2 separate regions of the Homo sapiens genome follow, and region 2 is linked to region 1. Evidence: read pairs that join two places in POLR2A ChIA-PET (ENCODE). Cell type or tissue: endothelial cell of umbilical vein. All regions are shown on one strand. Each heading gives the region's core, and the rest is flanking DNA. Links, peaks and the distances in the headings are about the cores only. Region 1 overlaps DOCK4 (dedicator of cytokinesis 4). Region 2 overlaps DOCK4 (dedicator of cytokinesis 4).

The links. ChIA-PET counts read pairs that join two places held together with the same protein. Peaks named below come from ENCODE experiments on the same cell type or tissue, not always from the same donor. Only the 100,000 strongest peaks of a DNase experiment are listed, where the experiment ranks them.
Region 2: POLR2A ChIA-PET joins it to region 1 with 15 read pairs; 3 of 35 experiments call an interaction of 5 or more read pairs at or near these places.

The regions. Positions count from the first base shown.
Region 1 is chr7:112,066,272-112,074,615 of GRCh38, forward strand. All of the region lies in intron 1 of DOCK4 (dedicator of cytokinesis 4), which reads right to left. Among named protein-coding and RNA genes, the nearest start is that of DOCK4, 140 kb to the right of the region's middle. In endothelial cell of umbilical vein, for the core only: no CTCF peak of the experiment used is centred there; DNase peaks (open chromatin) are centred at 3,840 and 5,798; H3K27ac peaks cover 1,992 bases.
Region 2 is chr7:112,014,980-112,023,323 of GRCh38, forward strand. All of the region lies in intron 1 of DOCK4 (dedicator of cytokinesis 4), which reads right to left. Among named protein-coding and RNA genes, the nearest start is that of DOCK4, 190 kb to the right of the region's middle. In endothelial cell of umbilical vein, for the core only: no CTCF peak of the experiment used is centred there; no DNase peak of the experiment used is centred there; H3K27ac peaks cover 911 bases.

The sequences.
Region 1 (8,344 bases), core at 112-8,111:
AGGGACACTCTTCTTTTACTGTCCTTGGACATAAGTCCAGGTTCTCAGGCCTTCAGCCTGAGCCTTCCTGGTTCTGAGGCCTTTAGACTTGGACTAAGCCACTCTACTGGCTTACCTGGTTTTCCAGCTTGCAGATGGCCTATCATGGGACAACTCAGTCTTCATTATTGCATAAGCCAATTGCCCTAATAAATCCCCTCTCATATAGCATGCTTTCTCTCTCTCCCTCTCTCTCTCTCTCTATATATATACACACACACATATATATACATACACACATATATACGTATATATACACGTGTGTATATGTATATATACACATATACATATATACACGTGTATACATATATACGTGTATATATACACACATATACATATATACACATATTATACATATACATATACATATATACATATACATATATATATATATATATATATATATATATATATATATATATATATATATATCTCCTATTGGCTCTGTGTCTCTGGAGAACCCAAATTAACATATTGGTCACCTGCAAGTGGCGAGTTCAAAGATGACTTCATGTCTCTTCTTTTTATCTCATTTAAAACTGTTATACAATGGGCTGGGCACAGTGGCTCATGCCTGTAATCCCAGCACTTTGGGAAGCTGAAGCAGGAGGACTGCTTGAGCCCAGGAGTTTGGGACCAGCCTGGGCAATATGGCAAAACCCCGTCTCCACACACACACACACACAAAAAAACCAAACCAAACCAAACAAAACCCAAAACCCACTGGGCATAGTGATAGGCACCTGTGGTCTCAGCTACTCAGAAGGCTATAGTGAGAGGATTGCTTCACCCAGGGAGGTGGAGGTTGCAGTGAGCCAAGATCGTGCCACTGCACTCCAGACAGAGCAAGACTCTGTCTCAAAAAACACCCAAAAAAGTTACACAATAAACATTATTATATTTATAATCAGAAAAAAAAAACACCTTTACTTAAAAAAAAAAAAAAAAGATGGTTCCTACTCCTAGATTTGAACTGGCTACTGCCATGATACCAGACAAACCAACCCATCAACATCCTGACATCGAGGTCCTGGTCAGAAAGGCCATTAAGACAGTGCTTCTTTCTGGATGGCTGGCCAGGGCAATTAAAAGCAATCTGAGATAGGGAAGAGAGAGGAGGATAGGTATGATTCAGCCAGGGTGGTGAACTCTAAGAAGGTACGACTTCAGCTAAGTTTTAAAGGAGTAAAAAATATACTAGAGAGAAGATGAAGTATTTTACATTCTCATTGGGTGATAACTGGAGGGCTAAAAAAGAAAAAAAAGGATAATGTAAATGTCACAGTAAAGTACTGGGGCTGCTGCCTGCTTGGAAGCAGCATTACTTGTAGAAAATGGGCAGAGATGAGTTTCCTGCCAACTCTTCTAGAACTTACGGCTTTGACTTCTTTCCAGTCAGTACCTGTGGGGAACAGGAAAGCTCCCCAGGGCAGGAGAGATGTACAAAACACACCTTCAAAGGCTACCACTTGAAATCCCCAGGAAACGTTTCAATGCTTACCACATTACTGCCATGGAAAACTACAGCAGACATCTATCAGCACAAACCCTGGCTGTTTGTTGCCACTGGCAGTTTAATTATTAGCATTTTTGGTGAAAGATATTGAATAACTTAGACTGCAGGGCGACTACGTCCAATCCCAGACCATTAATCACTACACTTAAGAATGTTCATCTCAAAGCAGGTATGTAATTATATACAGAGCCAAGAAAATTATGCATGTCTCACACAACAAGGGAAAAGAAAAATGAATTGAAGAAATATATAATAAGCACCAGATCTCTTTGTTCACACATAATCTGCTGTTCTTGTTTGTTTACTTGCTACTGGGGAGTTTGCAAAGAAGACTGCACTATTGTACTCATAATCTAGTATAACAGCAGTATGACTTTGGTCCAGGAAAAATCCTTCTGGGTCAGTTTCTTCAACTGTAAAGTGGTGAGAGTACCTGCATCCCTTGTTGGTTCCTTGAAAAGATAAAACAATGTTAGAGCACCCTGTAATGATCTTGACAGTTATATTTACCCAGATTGCTTTGGGTCAGATAGGGAGGTAGCATAGTACTATGATTAAGAGCACACTGGCTTTGGGTGTGAATTCCAGCTCCATCCCTTCTACGTATGTGAATGTGGACAAGTTATTTACCCTCTCTAAACCTCAGTTTCCTCATCTGTAAGACAGAGGTAACAATATCTACCTCATAAACTTATGGTGAGAATTAGACAAAAGAACCCACATTGAGTGCTTAGCACAGTTCCTGACACATTGCAAATGCATATAAATTATTATAATTATGACTCTGCCTTAGGCAATGAGAAGCCTATAAGGCAACCTAAAGAGCAAAATATCTTCTCTGATATTCCCATCGGCTGCAGCGAGACTCATCTTTCTAGAGACAGACATGGTGTCTCATTCATCCTGCATCCCCAAGCACCTCTTGTAGGCTCTGTAGTTAGTGGGTATTCACACTCTGATTGAAATAATGTCCCAAGGTACTTCTTGAGGATTCAGAGAGCCCTGAGATGTAGGATCTCTATCTCTTCTGATTGTCCCCAAGTGCCTCACCAGAGAATAACTTTTTTAATGAGTTAACATGAAAATAACCAGCTGAAACATTTAAAAACAACAAAAAAGAGAAATATTAATGAATGATATCATTAGGAAGAATTTCCAACTTCTATCTCTAATTCTTCACTCCTGTATAAAATGTGCCTCCCTCAAAGAAGTAAATGTGCTTGACATTTAAAATGCACTCTTGCATATCTTGAATAACAGACTGGCTATTCTGAGTGCCCAAATGATTATCTGTTGCCTGACATTAGTACTGCCAGACAGTGATGGCTTGTACACCAAGCCGTCTACGTAACACCAAGTTTGTACACCGAGCAAACTTTTGTCATTGGGTGGATAACAGCTCAGTACTTTTCTCCTGAGAAGATTGAGTTATTGTTGGCACTGCAGGCTAAATGTTTTTATAACACGCATGCCTTTGCTCATCTTCTCATTCAGGCACTCACTCAACCAACTATTAATGAAAGACATAATTCTTGCCTTTAAGGGGCTCTCAGCCTAATGAGGTAAGTAGCATCATGTCATTGTTACTAGATAGGACTCTACATTAAGAATAACTTACTTGAATCTCAATTCTACCTCTTATTGGAAGACTTAGAGAAAACTGGCTAAAACTGTCGTTCTCAGTTTCCTTACCTCTAAGACAAAGACAATGGTACCCACCTGTCTCACAGGGTCGTTCTGAGGACTTAATGAAATAACACATATACAGTACAAAGAGCCTCACACAAGAGCTTTCTCTTTAAAACTTGGCTTCCTTGTTCTTGTTGCTGTTACAATTAGTGGTGGTGGTGGATATACGGTGACAAGAGCATGGACTGGTATCAGAGCAAAGATCAAGAGTACCCAACTCAGCGGTAGAAAATAGAAAATGTCTCTCCATTGAAACAGATCCACTGCATTAAAAAAGAAATAAGAAAAATAAAGGAAAATAGAAAATGCCTCCTAAAACAGAAAGTACCAAGCTAGAAATTGTCAAACAGGCAAGGAAGAGGGAAGAGCAAAGGATGGAAACAAAAGGGCACGTGCAGCCATGGGAAGAGAGTTACACAGTACACAAACTGAGTCATAGTGGAACATTAGGGTGGAAAGAAAAGCTGGTCAGTTTTTGACAGGAGTTCCGATCTTAGCCAGAAAACAATGGTGATCCATTGAAGGATTTGGAGCAGTCAAGGATGAGAATCACAACTCAACAAGTTCATTTTAATGGCAGTGTGGAAGATGGATTAGATGAGGTGAAAGAACAATAGGGCTAGGTAGAAAGCAGCTATAGTAGCAGGCAGGAAATCTTCAGGCCAAATGAATATAATGACAACAGAGTTAAATAGGAGATGACTAATTAAAAGACTATTTAGGATGTGGACTTAGAAGTAGATGGGAACCCTTTAGATACAGGGGTGGGAGGAAGAAGGAAGGGATATTATGATTTCAGCACTTCGGGCTTAAGCAAGCACATGAATGATAATGCCATTCACTGAGAGTAACTATGGGAATTGATATATTAGGTTAGTGCAAAAGTAACTGTGGTTTTTGCCATTAAAAAAAAATGCCAAAAATCACACTTACTTTTGCACCAATTACTTCTGCACCAACCTAATATTTCTCAGGGAAATAGGATTTAAGTTTTATTCAGGCTGAATTTTAGAACCTGTGGAATAACAAGCTGACAGTATTTAAGGAGTAGTTGAATATTTAGGTTCCTGAAGCCCAGGAAAAAGGCCTGCCCAGAGACGGAGATTTGAAAACTGTATTTGAAGCCATGGGTTGTTTTGGTGATAAAGTTTTATTAAAATGAACCACTAAAAAAAAACTATAAAATTAAAAATAAAAATAAACTGAGGTCATGAGACACAGCTCATATTAGGAAGTGAACAAAAAAAGAAATCGCCTAAATCTAAGGGAAAAGGAAAAGTCTTAGGCACACTGGCCCTGCCTTTCTCCTCCTCCTCCTATTCCCTGGAGCTTCATGAGTTTGCTCAGGTGACCGTTTAAGAATCAGCTGGTGTCGTGTACATGGCTGGGTTGAAGGGGCACGAGGTAAGCAGTGACAGTGACCAAAGAGATGTGAGCCATTCAGCTACGACCTCTTTCTACCTAAAAAGCAAAAAACAAAACATAACAAAACAAAAAGCCTTCAGGCAAATGCTGTAAGTAAAGCAGTTGGCAGAAGACAGTTGACTACCCAGAATTCCTTGCCACCAGATCAATAGTGCCTTTGGGTTACCTGATAGTAGGAAAAAACCAATTTGTTCTACAAAATCATTTTGTTTTTAAAATAATAGCATTGCTTATAATATGATTTTATCTTTGCCACAGCCCACAACAGAGCTCTCCTCCTGATATCTTGTACCTTTGTTGATATCTGATGCTGGCAATGAATGTAAAAACTCGGACACAGATTTTTTTCTACTATTCTTAATTATTACTTCATTTCTCCTTCATTTTTATCTTTCAGACTTTTCCCTCATGTATATTCCACAGCACCTGGCAGAGTGTATTAAACATGTTGGAAGACCCAATCAATACTGACCGAGGAGAAACAAAGGGAATTCCTCAGCATCATTAAGATTAATATTAATAGTCTGAAGTTTAACAGACCCTACCTGATTTAAACCGTAAATTGTTATTCTGCCACGAGAATGCAAACATATAAAAAATTAAAAGTTAAAAAGTCCTATTATTACTCGAAATTGAATGATTCTATTCCAATAGGAATGCCATACAAATTGTAAAAGTATTTACGTATTCAGAGCAGTCTTCAATCTTCTGAAAGAAATACAAGTATAATCCTTTAAAATATTTTCTAACCTTTCAATGTATTTTTATTCACAATTACCTGCCAAAATCTTCTTATTTGGATGTCCTTGCCTTAGCAGAGGAAAAACTAAAAGTACAGTAGCTTTAGAAAAATGTACCAACAGCAATATGTAATATTGACAGAAATAAATCTATTAGGAAGTTACCATCAAAATCTTGTCAAAGGAAGGGTAAAGAATTATCTCATATTTCTAGTTAAAAAGATCAAACCAATGAAACTCCAGATTCCTCCTCTATATGTTTACAATTTTAGTGAAATTTCTTGACTATCATAGATTGAAGTAGAATATCCCTCACCTTGCTGAACTCATCTTCCTGCAAACCAATGTGAAAATTATTTTCTGAGTCATAACCTGTTTGAACACCATAGCTATTGGGAATTCAAAACATCTTCTCTTTTCTTTCTCTGAGGCTCTATCAAAAGAGCTTCCATATCCTTTTCCAAAGCTCCAATAAACCATGATATTTCCATGTACTCAGTAACTACAAAGAGCTCACAGATTTATTACCTCTTTAAAAATTCTCACATGTGGAAAAAAAATCTATCTATAACCAGAGTATCAGCTTGCAAAATAACATGACAACAAGAAGTTAGTAAACAATCTATTATCAATTCATGGAATCTTTACTAAACTACACAAGACATTTTGTTAGACCTTGTGATCCTTAATCCCTTATCTGATAACGCTAGGGTCAGATGTGTTGTGTAATTTAGAATTTCTCCAGGTTTGGGGATGCAGACAAAAGGGAATCCTTATATTTTGTTGGTAGGAATGTAAAGTAGTACAGCCACTAGCAAAAACAGTACAGAGATTTCTCCAAAAAACTAAAACTGGAGCTATCATATGACCCAGCAATCCTGTTACAGTAGGCAGTGAGGCAGACATGAGCAGGCCAGAAGAGCCCCTCACCTGGCCCCTGCCACCAGGAATGTCAGGCAACCATCAGGTGATGGTCAGGAGGTTGTTAAACTGTCTCCCTAAAATAGTATTTGTTGCAGCCAGCACCAGGAAGTGGCCATCTCCCAACAGATAGCAACACCTGAAACTGGTGATCAGCAGCTTCCTGATAAGATCTCAGAAGCTGAGCAAGTGGTCTCACAAATGCACACTAAGAGGTAAAATGGCGGAGCTTTACTGGTATACAACCTTCCTCTGGGAACTTTATACTGGTAAGGGAAGAATGCCTCAAGTGAGCATGAGTACAACTCCAGTAATCACACTGCTCATGCAGCCCCTCCCACGTGCTGGCAGGCCACTGCGCATGCAGACAGCCCACCCCAAGGGAAGAATCAGGGGAGAAGGGATCACAACACCCCCAGAAGCATGGGAACATCTAAAACCCAAGGTCAAAGGTCAAACAGTGCCCTTGATCTCTAGGTCGTCTGCTTGGCCCTCTTCCAAGAATTATTTACTTCCTTCCATTCCTACTCAAAAGCTTTTTAATGAACTTCCACTCATGTCCTAAAACCTGCCTAGGTCTCTCATTTTGTCTATGTCCCTCTATCAAGTTTTTTCTTCTGAGGAGCCAAGAATTGAGGTTGCTGCAGACCTGTATAGATTCCCTGCCAGTAATAATCCCACTACTGGGTATTTACCCAATGGAAAGGAAATCAGTATATCAAAGGAATACCTGCATCCCCATGTTTACTGTCGCATTATCCACAATAGCTATGATATAGAATAAACCTTAATGTCCCTCAACACATGAATGGATAAAGAAAATGTATTTTCTTTACAATAATGTAATGTAAAATAATACATGTATTACATGTATTATTACAGATAATAAAATGTAATGTAAAAAAGGATTTCAATCTTTATGGCTGAATAATATTTCATTGTGTATGTATACAAGGAAATATTATTCAGCCATAAAAAAGTATGAAATCCTGTAATTCACAGCAACATGGATAAGCCTGGAAGATATTATGTTAAGCAAAATATGTCAAGCACAGAAAGATAAACACCACATGATCTCACTTATCTATGGGAGCTAAAAATAATTTTGAACACATGGAAGTAGAGAGTAGGACTGTGAGTATCAGAGGCTGGGGAGGAGATGGGGGAGGAGGGTACTGGGAGAAGTTGGTTAACAGATACAAAATTATAACTAGATAGGAGAAATGAGCTCTAGTATTCTGTAGCACTGTAGGGTGAAGGTGGTTAATTATAATTTATTATATATTTTCAGAAAACTAGAAGATTTTAAATGTTTGAGGTATGCTAATTACCCCGATTTATCATTATACACTCTATACATGAATTGAATCTATACACGAATCAAAATATCACTCTGTATCCCATAAATTTGTACAATGATTACATGTCCAGTAAAAATAAAAGAGAAAAAATAGTTGTATCTAAAATGAGTTTTAGCATGCCTTTTGACTACTGTGTAATAAGCCTTTTTGGTTACTTTCACATAAATGACTTTCACGTTAAAAATAAAAAATAATTTCTCCAGGTTTTACAAAATAATTTGGGTTAAATATCATGTATTATAAACCCTCCCAGGCAGATGTGGGTGAGTATCCAGGCAGGATTAATATTTTTGCAGCAACATGAGCAAATATTACATCCACAGGTTAGATTTTTTACTGTCAAATGAGTTATAAAATGATTTAGATTTTAGATATTTGGGAACTGGAAATAAATAACACACAACTCCTATATCAAGGGGCTCATAGCCAAACAGGAAGAAGGCATTTATTCTTCTGTGTCGGTTATTAAACCTTTGTCTACCAACTACAAATTCATCCTCCTCTGTGATGCTGGGCTAACAATTCTGCAAACCTCATTTCTGCTTTGCCAGTTGCTGGCTCCTAGATCTGCCATGGGGATACTAGTGGGGGACTGCAAGGCTGAGAAGGAAGAAGGGACATACTCCTTCCTGTCTATGGATGTTTCCATTTTG
Region 2 (8,344 bases), core at 174-8,173, 51 kb before region 1:
CCATATTGAACAGAGGCTGGGAAAAATAAGACTGAGACCTACTGGGTGGCATTCCCAGGAGGTTGGGCATTCTTAGTCATAGGATGAATTAGGATGTTGGCAGGGCTAAAATACAGGTCATTAGGACATTGCTGATAAAATAAGATGTGGTAAAGAACTGAAACCCACCAAAACCAAGATGGCAACGAAACTGACCTCTGGTGGTCCTCACTTCATTATACGCTAGTTATAATGCATTAGCATGCTAAAACACACTCCCACCAGCACCAGGACAATTTACACATGTTATGGCAACATCTGGAAGTTACCCTACATGGTCTAAAGGGGAAGAACCCTCAGTTCTGGGAATTGCCCATCCCTTTCCTTGGTAACTCCAAGAATAATCCACTCTTGGTTTAGCATATAATCAAGAAATAACCATAAAAATAGCCAGCTAGCAGCCCTCAGGGCTGCTCTGTCTATGGAGTAGCCATTCTTTTATCTCTACTTCTCCAATAAACTTGCTTTCACTTTGCTCGGTGGACTTGCCCTGAATTCTTTCTTGCTTGAGATCCAAGAACCCTCTCTTGGGGTCTGGATCAGGACCCCTTTCTGGTAACAGAAGGAAAGAAAAGAAGAAAGTAACACAAATAGTATAAAGATATATTCTTAAATAAGCTTCAGCAAATGTGAAGCTCTTAAATAAATATAGTACATTTACCAAAACCAGGAAGTTAATGTTGAAAAAATATACTGTCTTAGTCCATTTTGTGCTGCTGTAACAGAATATCACAGGCTGGGTAATTTATAAAGAAATTTAATTCTCACAGTTCTGGAAGCTAGCAAGTCCAAGATCAAGGTACTGGCATTGTGCTAAGAGCCTTTCTGCTTTGTCTTCACATGGTGGAAGGACGAAGAACATGAGTGTAAACTACCCAAACACAGCCTGAAGCCTCTTTGAATAGGGCCTTAATCCCATTAACAAGGGAGGAGTCCCCATGGTCCAATCATTTCTTAAGGTCCCACCTCTTAATACTGTCTTTTTGGCAACACCTGAGTTTTTAAAAGGATTACATTTCAACATAAGTTTTGGAGGGGACAAAAACATTTAAACCATAACTTATACTATTAACTATTCTCCAGTTCATATGCAAATTTCACCACTTGTCCAACTAATGTCATCTTTGTCCTGTCCAGGATTGCACATTTAGTTGTTACATTTTCTTAGTCTCTTCCCATATTGGACTGTTTCTCAGTATTTGTCTTTCATGACTTTGGCTACTTTTAAGGATATTGGCCATTTATTTTGCAGAGTATCTCTAAATTTTGGGTTGTTTCCTCACAATTAAATGTAGAATATGCATTTTTGGCATGAATATCACAGAAGTGATGGTGTGCCCTGCTTGGTGTATCTCATCAGGAGGTACATGATGGTGATAGGTTTTATTACTGGTGATATTAACTTTGATCACTTGGTTAAGTGTCCCAGGTTTCTCCACTGTACAGTTACTATTTTTGCCTTTGTAAGTAACAAGTATCTTAAGGGAAGATACTTTCAGACTATGCAAATATACTGTTTTTCATCATATCTCATAACATCCATTGATAATTTTTGCCTTGCAACCTTAGCCATTTCTAATCATGATGTTTGTCACAGGGTTATTCAGACACAGCTGGATTATTTCAATTGCAATCAAAACCTGTAATGGGTTCTTTTTGAAGTGGATACAATATACTTAGTTTAGTCTTGATTTCTTTAACATAAAGTACAAAATTAATACTACTACCATAGGCATCCTTGAAACGACTACTCAGTATATCAGGTGAAATTTCAAGTGTTTCAGAAAATGAAAAACATTTCATTTATTTCAGAAAATGGAAACAAATTAACGTTTTTGTCCAATTTTCATACACGGCATGATCTCTTTAGATATTACTTCCTTAACCAAATAATTTGTATATGGGTGTTTGGTTAAAAGATTGCTTTTGAGCGATTTCAGCCAACATTTTCAAGGAAAATTCGATGGGTCCTACGATTAACTGTAATCATCTTCAGGTTTGAATCAAACTCTCTAGCTTCACTGCAATTATCACTGACTTATAAAGGAATCTAGATAAAATTATATATATTTGTTTCATTTTCTGGCAGGAATCTAGACTTCCTAATTATTTTGTATAATAACACTTATTTTTAACTAAGGTCTTAGGACTTACTGATATTCACAGAAGCTATCACAAGTTATTAATTCTGTGGCATACTGTATGTATGGCTTAACTGATTTTAACTATTAAAATCTTACTTAAAATAAGACACTGGCTTCAAACTACAGTGAGCATCTTACAAAGGATTTACATTTTGGAAATGTTATAAAGTTGGCTAGTTGGAATCAGTAACTAAATTCTGAAGCTACCTCATAATAGCCTACTTAATCGATTAAACAACTGAAATAATAATTACACATGTAATGAAAACTGGGTGATGGGAGGGATTTATACATAGCAGAGGCAATATAGTATGGGAGAGGTAGAGAGGTCTTGGCAAATGTGGAGACACAATGAACATGAGCTGACTCTTCCTCAGTACTGTGTTTCTCCACCTGACCTAGAAAACCTTGATTCCTGAAAAGCCTCACCCTAACTTTGCCACAACCTGGCGATCCATCCATACTGTTCACAGCCCTCAGGAGAGACTGGATAATTATGAACACACCTTGCTTTCTTCCATCATTTCCCTTTTCCCCAAGGGAACATAGCTGCACTGAGAACACCAATCTCTCAACCACACCCTATCCCAACCCCTGTGGAAAATATAGTAGCTACCTCACCAATGGGAGTTGAGGGAATGAAGACTCATGTCTTCTGGGATCTGGGTCAAGCCCAGGTCAGCCATTCTTCAGACTTGCACAGTACTGGGACTAGAAAGGCCTTATAGGAACACTCACATCATTCTACATATGGTACTTGTAAACCTGGCATTCATGGTTCTTCCTAAAAGAGGCAGGTGGATCACGAGGTCAGGAGAGCGAGACCATCCTGGCTAACACGGTGAAACCCCGTCTCTACTAAAAAAAATACAAAAAATTAGCCGGGCATGGTGGCGGGCACCTGTAGTCCCAGCTACTCAGGAGGCTGAGGCAGGAGAATGGTGTGAACCCAGCCTGGGCAACACAGCAAGACTCCAGCTCAAAAAAAAAAAAAAAAAAAAAAAAAAAAAAAAAAAAACACAGGCAACCAGTATTCATGTGGCTTATGTTATCTAGGAAACTAATAAAACTCTGTTATTTCCACTGTATAAATTCTCTATGAAGCCTTTCTGCTTCCTCTCAATGACTATTTTTAAAATGAAAAGATATTAAGGAAAAAAATGCTGCTTGTTTATCATAGAGATTTTAATAACAAGTTAAGGCAAAATTCATGAAACTGTAATAGCCAAATCAGGATAAAAATGAACATTACCAACTCAGCACTTATCAATTATAAATGAACTTTTAAATTCCTCCTCAGGGTTTTTAGAGGGCACCAGGTTCCCCTGGGAATCATGCCCTCTCTTCTTCTGCTCTTCCAATTTTATAAGCTAATGAAATTAGCTTTCCATAACTTTCTTCTCACTGTAAATTTCAGAAACTATTGATTCCAGATGTTGTCTACAATAATTGAAATCTGGGTTGTCTTTGTTTGCCAAAAGCTACATTATTTAAAAGAAACTTGAAAAAAATACTCCCTACATCCCCCTCCCCCACCCCACCCATTTTTTCATGGAAATCAAAATCCCTATGCTTAGCTAGGGTTAAAATCTTTAGAAATATTTCTCCTTTCCCCTCTACTATGAAACTTGCCAAACAAATGAGATAAATTTTCCAAAATATCTTCAAAAACAAACAATAGGTCTGGTGTTAGGGCCAAAAGCAGTCACTGATTTCACAATAGGTTAATTAGGAACAATCCATCTATTGCAGTTCTTTGGTTCAAATGATAATTTTGCATTTGTTTTTATTTTTCTGACCATCAACAGAGGTGACTTGGTCTGTCCATGAACTAAATCTGACAATGTGCATGCCCTTGGTGCTCATATACAAAGTGGGTACCCATAACATTGCGATCCAGCTAATGCAAAGTGAAATAACAAGTGCCCAAAGATAATAAGATTCAAAAGAAAAATGTTAAACAATTCAAAGTATTTCATTTTTTGGAAGACAATTTAAAAAGTTCCAAAAATATATTCAACGTTCAAAAATTAAATTGAGGATGAGACATATTGTTCCTTAGGTGTGCAAGAATTTACAGATAATTCCCATTAACAAAAAGAAGAATCAAGAGCTCAAATGACTAAGCATGGCTAGAATAAGGTGTACCTGCATGAAAGTACATATAAGATATGACTTTTTCTCCTTTTATTAATGACTGTAATTAAAAACTATCTTATTTTATAGCCTCTGCTAACAGTCATTTGTTATTACTAACAAATAGTTATAACTATATTGACAATTTACTAATAGTTTCACTATTAATAATACGTGTTAATGTGAATATAGTTTTAATGAATTCTGGAAGTTAAAAAGCAATCTATATAAATGAATAATTCAGCTATTTCTCAATCTAAGTAAATGGATCAAAACACTGACCATAGGCCATCAAGACCCCAAAGTTATATGCTTAAAAATTCTGAGTTTATCAGCTTCTGGTAAAATGGAAACATAAATAAATAAATTTCCCTGCTGTCTTTCCTATCTTTACCTCTTATAGCTAAAGGAAATACAATTTAAAAATTAAGATACTTTTTGAGAATTTTTTAATCACTGAGTTTTAAGGTCTTTTTAGTATACTAAATGTTTGTTCAATCTTTAAACTTTTTAATAAATCCAGAATAGCAGATTTGCCTACTAGGGGATGAAGTCTTTAAAAAAAATTCTGCATTTTGCTGTGAGTTCTTCCTAAAAACACAGGCAACCAGGAAAGTCAATTTGTTTGTTTGCTTACCTAGGAGTTAAGCCTAGAACTAAGTCATACTATGGCAGAAAATCCCAATTTACAATTGGAGCTGCAGAGTTAAAAATACCCAGCATTATACAGAAAAACTTTCCTACATTGTGTTTGAAGCTGTGTGACAGATATATACAAGTACTGAGTGTTTCTCAATCACCACCTGCTCCGCACCCACCTGAGTTCTGACACAATAAGCAAACAGGACAGGGTAACCAAGATCTCCTCAAAACAGATGAGTTAAGAGCTAATATTTTCCTTTCTTTGCCACAAGACTGAACCTTTTTTATCCTCATACATGTGTAGAAATAATAGATCACCCTGTCAGTTTTCCAAAATCTAGTTGGGTCCTGCTAGAAGTAACTCATATAAAGCTACTCACTGTGCATCAATCCTGAACCCCCCAGGTAAAAAAGTTCACCTTCACACTATTCCCCAGCTGTGGCAGGTCCTTTTGCTTGTTAAAGCATAAAACAAAACTAAACAAAACAAGTATCAGTCTGAACACTTAATGCCCTTCATGCAGTCTGTAGCTTATCCCGACTGGTCTCGTGAAAAACCAATATTTTAGAATTTACATTTGTTTTGGAGAAAGGGGAAATGTCAATCATGTGTTGTAGTCTCCGACTTAAACGATCATACCTTCAGAAACTCAAACCTGAGAGCACCGTAAGACCATGTGGCACAGAAGATAGGCCAAAACTGACTTGGCTTTCTATGCCAAAGAGTCACTGGTACCCTAAAAGTAAAAAAAAAAAAAAAAAAAAAAATTAAGGAAATTTAATAAGTGAACTAAAGCTGGGCTTTTCAGGGAGCAAGAATATAATGAAAAGGTGTGGTCACTGCCAATCACAATGGCCTGGCTTTAGATGTTTCTTTCATGTTATGTCACCATCAGAACTCTGGTAAAACATGATCTAATCCTAACACATGATCTAATCCAAATTTCATTTGGGATTTCTCAGCATAACTCCTTAAATTTTCTCTATACTTATCCAACTATTTGTACTTCGTTTTCCTGCCCATTTCTCCCCAGAGTTCTGAAGGGTCAACAACAACAGCTGGAACGAAGGTGGAGGCCAAGTGAGGATGGGAGATGGCCCATTATCATGTCCAGCCATGCTGGGGGACGAACACTAGAGGGTACACAGAGGACAAAAGCTGACGCCCAAAGCCATTATGATTTTTCTCTTCTAAACTATTTTGCTCCAGAAATCAGCCTTTTATATTTAAGAATAAAAAAGAATCAATAAAATGCTACCAATGAATATGAGGAGCTTTAGCACACTTCGGCAAATCTGTTTTGGTAGTTCAGAAACTTACTTGTTGGTTCTTAGCTATGTTTTATATAGATGAGGTAAATACCAGAGATATGAAATGTTTCATCTATATAGGAGACTAGGTATCTGTTCTCAAAGGGCCTACACCTAGGTGAAGAAAAGGGGTAGATACAACTGAAAGTAAATAGAAAACAATACCTATTTATCCTTTGACTAGCTCAGAAAAGAAGTGCTACTTGAATTTCATCCATAGCTCTACACATAAAGTGGAATAAAAATTCCTGAGGCCACTTACAGTGCAGGAGGAAGTCTAACGCCTTCCCATGGGCAAGTCAGATGGGTCCGCTCCATGAATCTGGCCACCAGCCGAAGCACAGTATTTCATCCAAAAAGGATCCCATCATTTCCATGAATTCTCCCATGTCTCCTCTGAAGCTAATTTTCCCCATCTTTCAACAGCTTCCTTCAAGTTTATGTATTTTAATTTATTTATTGCAAGGGGAGTTCTAGTCTAATATTTCCTCAGAGGGTTCCCAAACCATTCACAGCTGTCAAACACAACTATACACAAAAAGGATCAAGGCCCTGTCTACGGGTTCTTCCAGAGTTTCTTCGCCCTGCGCTTCCCTAGTTTACATGAGCCAGCTGATCTCCACCACTAACAGACTACAGAGTAGGCCCAGTACAAACCCCAGAAAGCTCAGTATCATGTGAAGGGCATACTAAATGCTATGTTGAAAAAATATGCATATGATTATTTATGCTTCCGATTAATGTCAAAATTGTAAACTGCAAAAGACCACTAACCATGAGCAGGGACATTAACTTGGTACTATATTCTATGTCATGACAGTGTGAAAAACACCTAGAACAGAAAGGTTTACCTTTTCCCCTTCACATGCAATCTCCTCTGTCTCTATTCAGTTCCCCCTAGGAAATGCTGTGGTATGTGTTTAGCGCGGTATAATCACTCACTCAATGTTTACTAAACATCTACCGCAGACTGGATACCACTCTATGTACTGAGCCAGAAGTATCCACAAATATAGTACAAGTACTCCTCACAGCAACTCTCTGCAGTAGGTATTCTTATCTGTATTTTATAGATGAGGAAAGCTGGGGCCAGACAAGAGAAGCAATTTGCCAAAGGTCACAAAGCTCGGTGGTGGTACAGGAGAGGGTTCCGCCCCTGACCAGCTGATGGCTGTCCCAGCTGTAATTACTGCTCCTTGAGAGGGAAGCAGGCACAGAGTAGCGGTGAGGAGCATGGCTCAGGCTTCTGCATAGGTGGGTTCAAATCCCATTCCTGCTACTTATTAACGACGTGAGCCCAGCCAGCTATTAACCGTGCTGTGCTTCAGTTTCCTCAGACTGTAAAATTTGGGTAATAACAGTATTTGCCTCACAGGGTTCTGTGGGAATGGAATGAGTCCCATGGAGAACATGGATGGTGTTCAGCACAGTGATGAGCACACCTGGGCAGCAAAGGCATGTGAGCTGTCAATGTTGACCATTTCTTTGACTACTCCTATAATCACCTGGCAAGTAGTTAGCATCAGTAAATGTTTCCCTGATGAAATGCTTATTTTCTTAATATCCAAACTCTGGTTCCCGGGCTGCAATTTCCTGCTAAGGAAGTGAAAGGCCTGTAAATTGCCCCCAGAATTCAAGTACCACTTCAATCAAAGAGGAGCCTTTTCTTCTTTTTTTGTTTTTGAGATGGAGTCTCACTCTGTTGCCCATGCTGGAGTGCAGTGGCGTGGTCTCGGCTCACTGCAACTTCCACCTCCAAGGTTCAAGCGGTTTTTCAGCGATTCTCCTGCCTTTGCCTCCCGAGTAGCTGGGATTACAGGTGCCCGCCACCACGCCCAGCTAATTTTTGTATTTTTAGTAGACAATGGCGTTTCACCATGCTGGCCAGGCTGGTCTTGAACTCCTGACCCACATGATTTGCCCACCTTGGCCTCCTAAAGTGCTGGGATTACAAGTGTGAGGCACCGTGTCCAGCTGAGAAGCCTTTTCTACGTATCCTTCATGAATGATTTCCAGAGTTGCTCTACAAAGCTGAGGGAAGCATGTGTAGGGAGAAGCATTGAAGCTGTGAG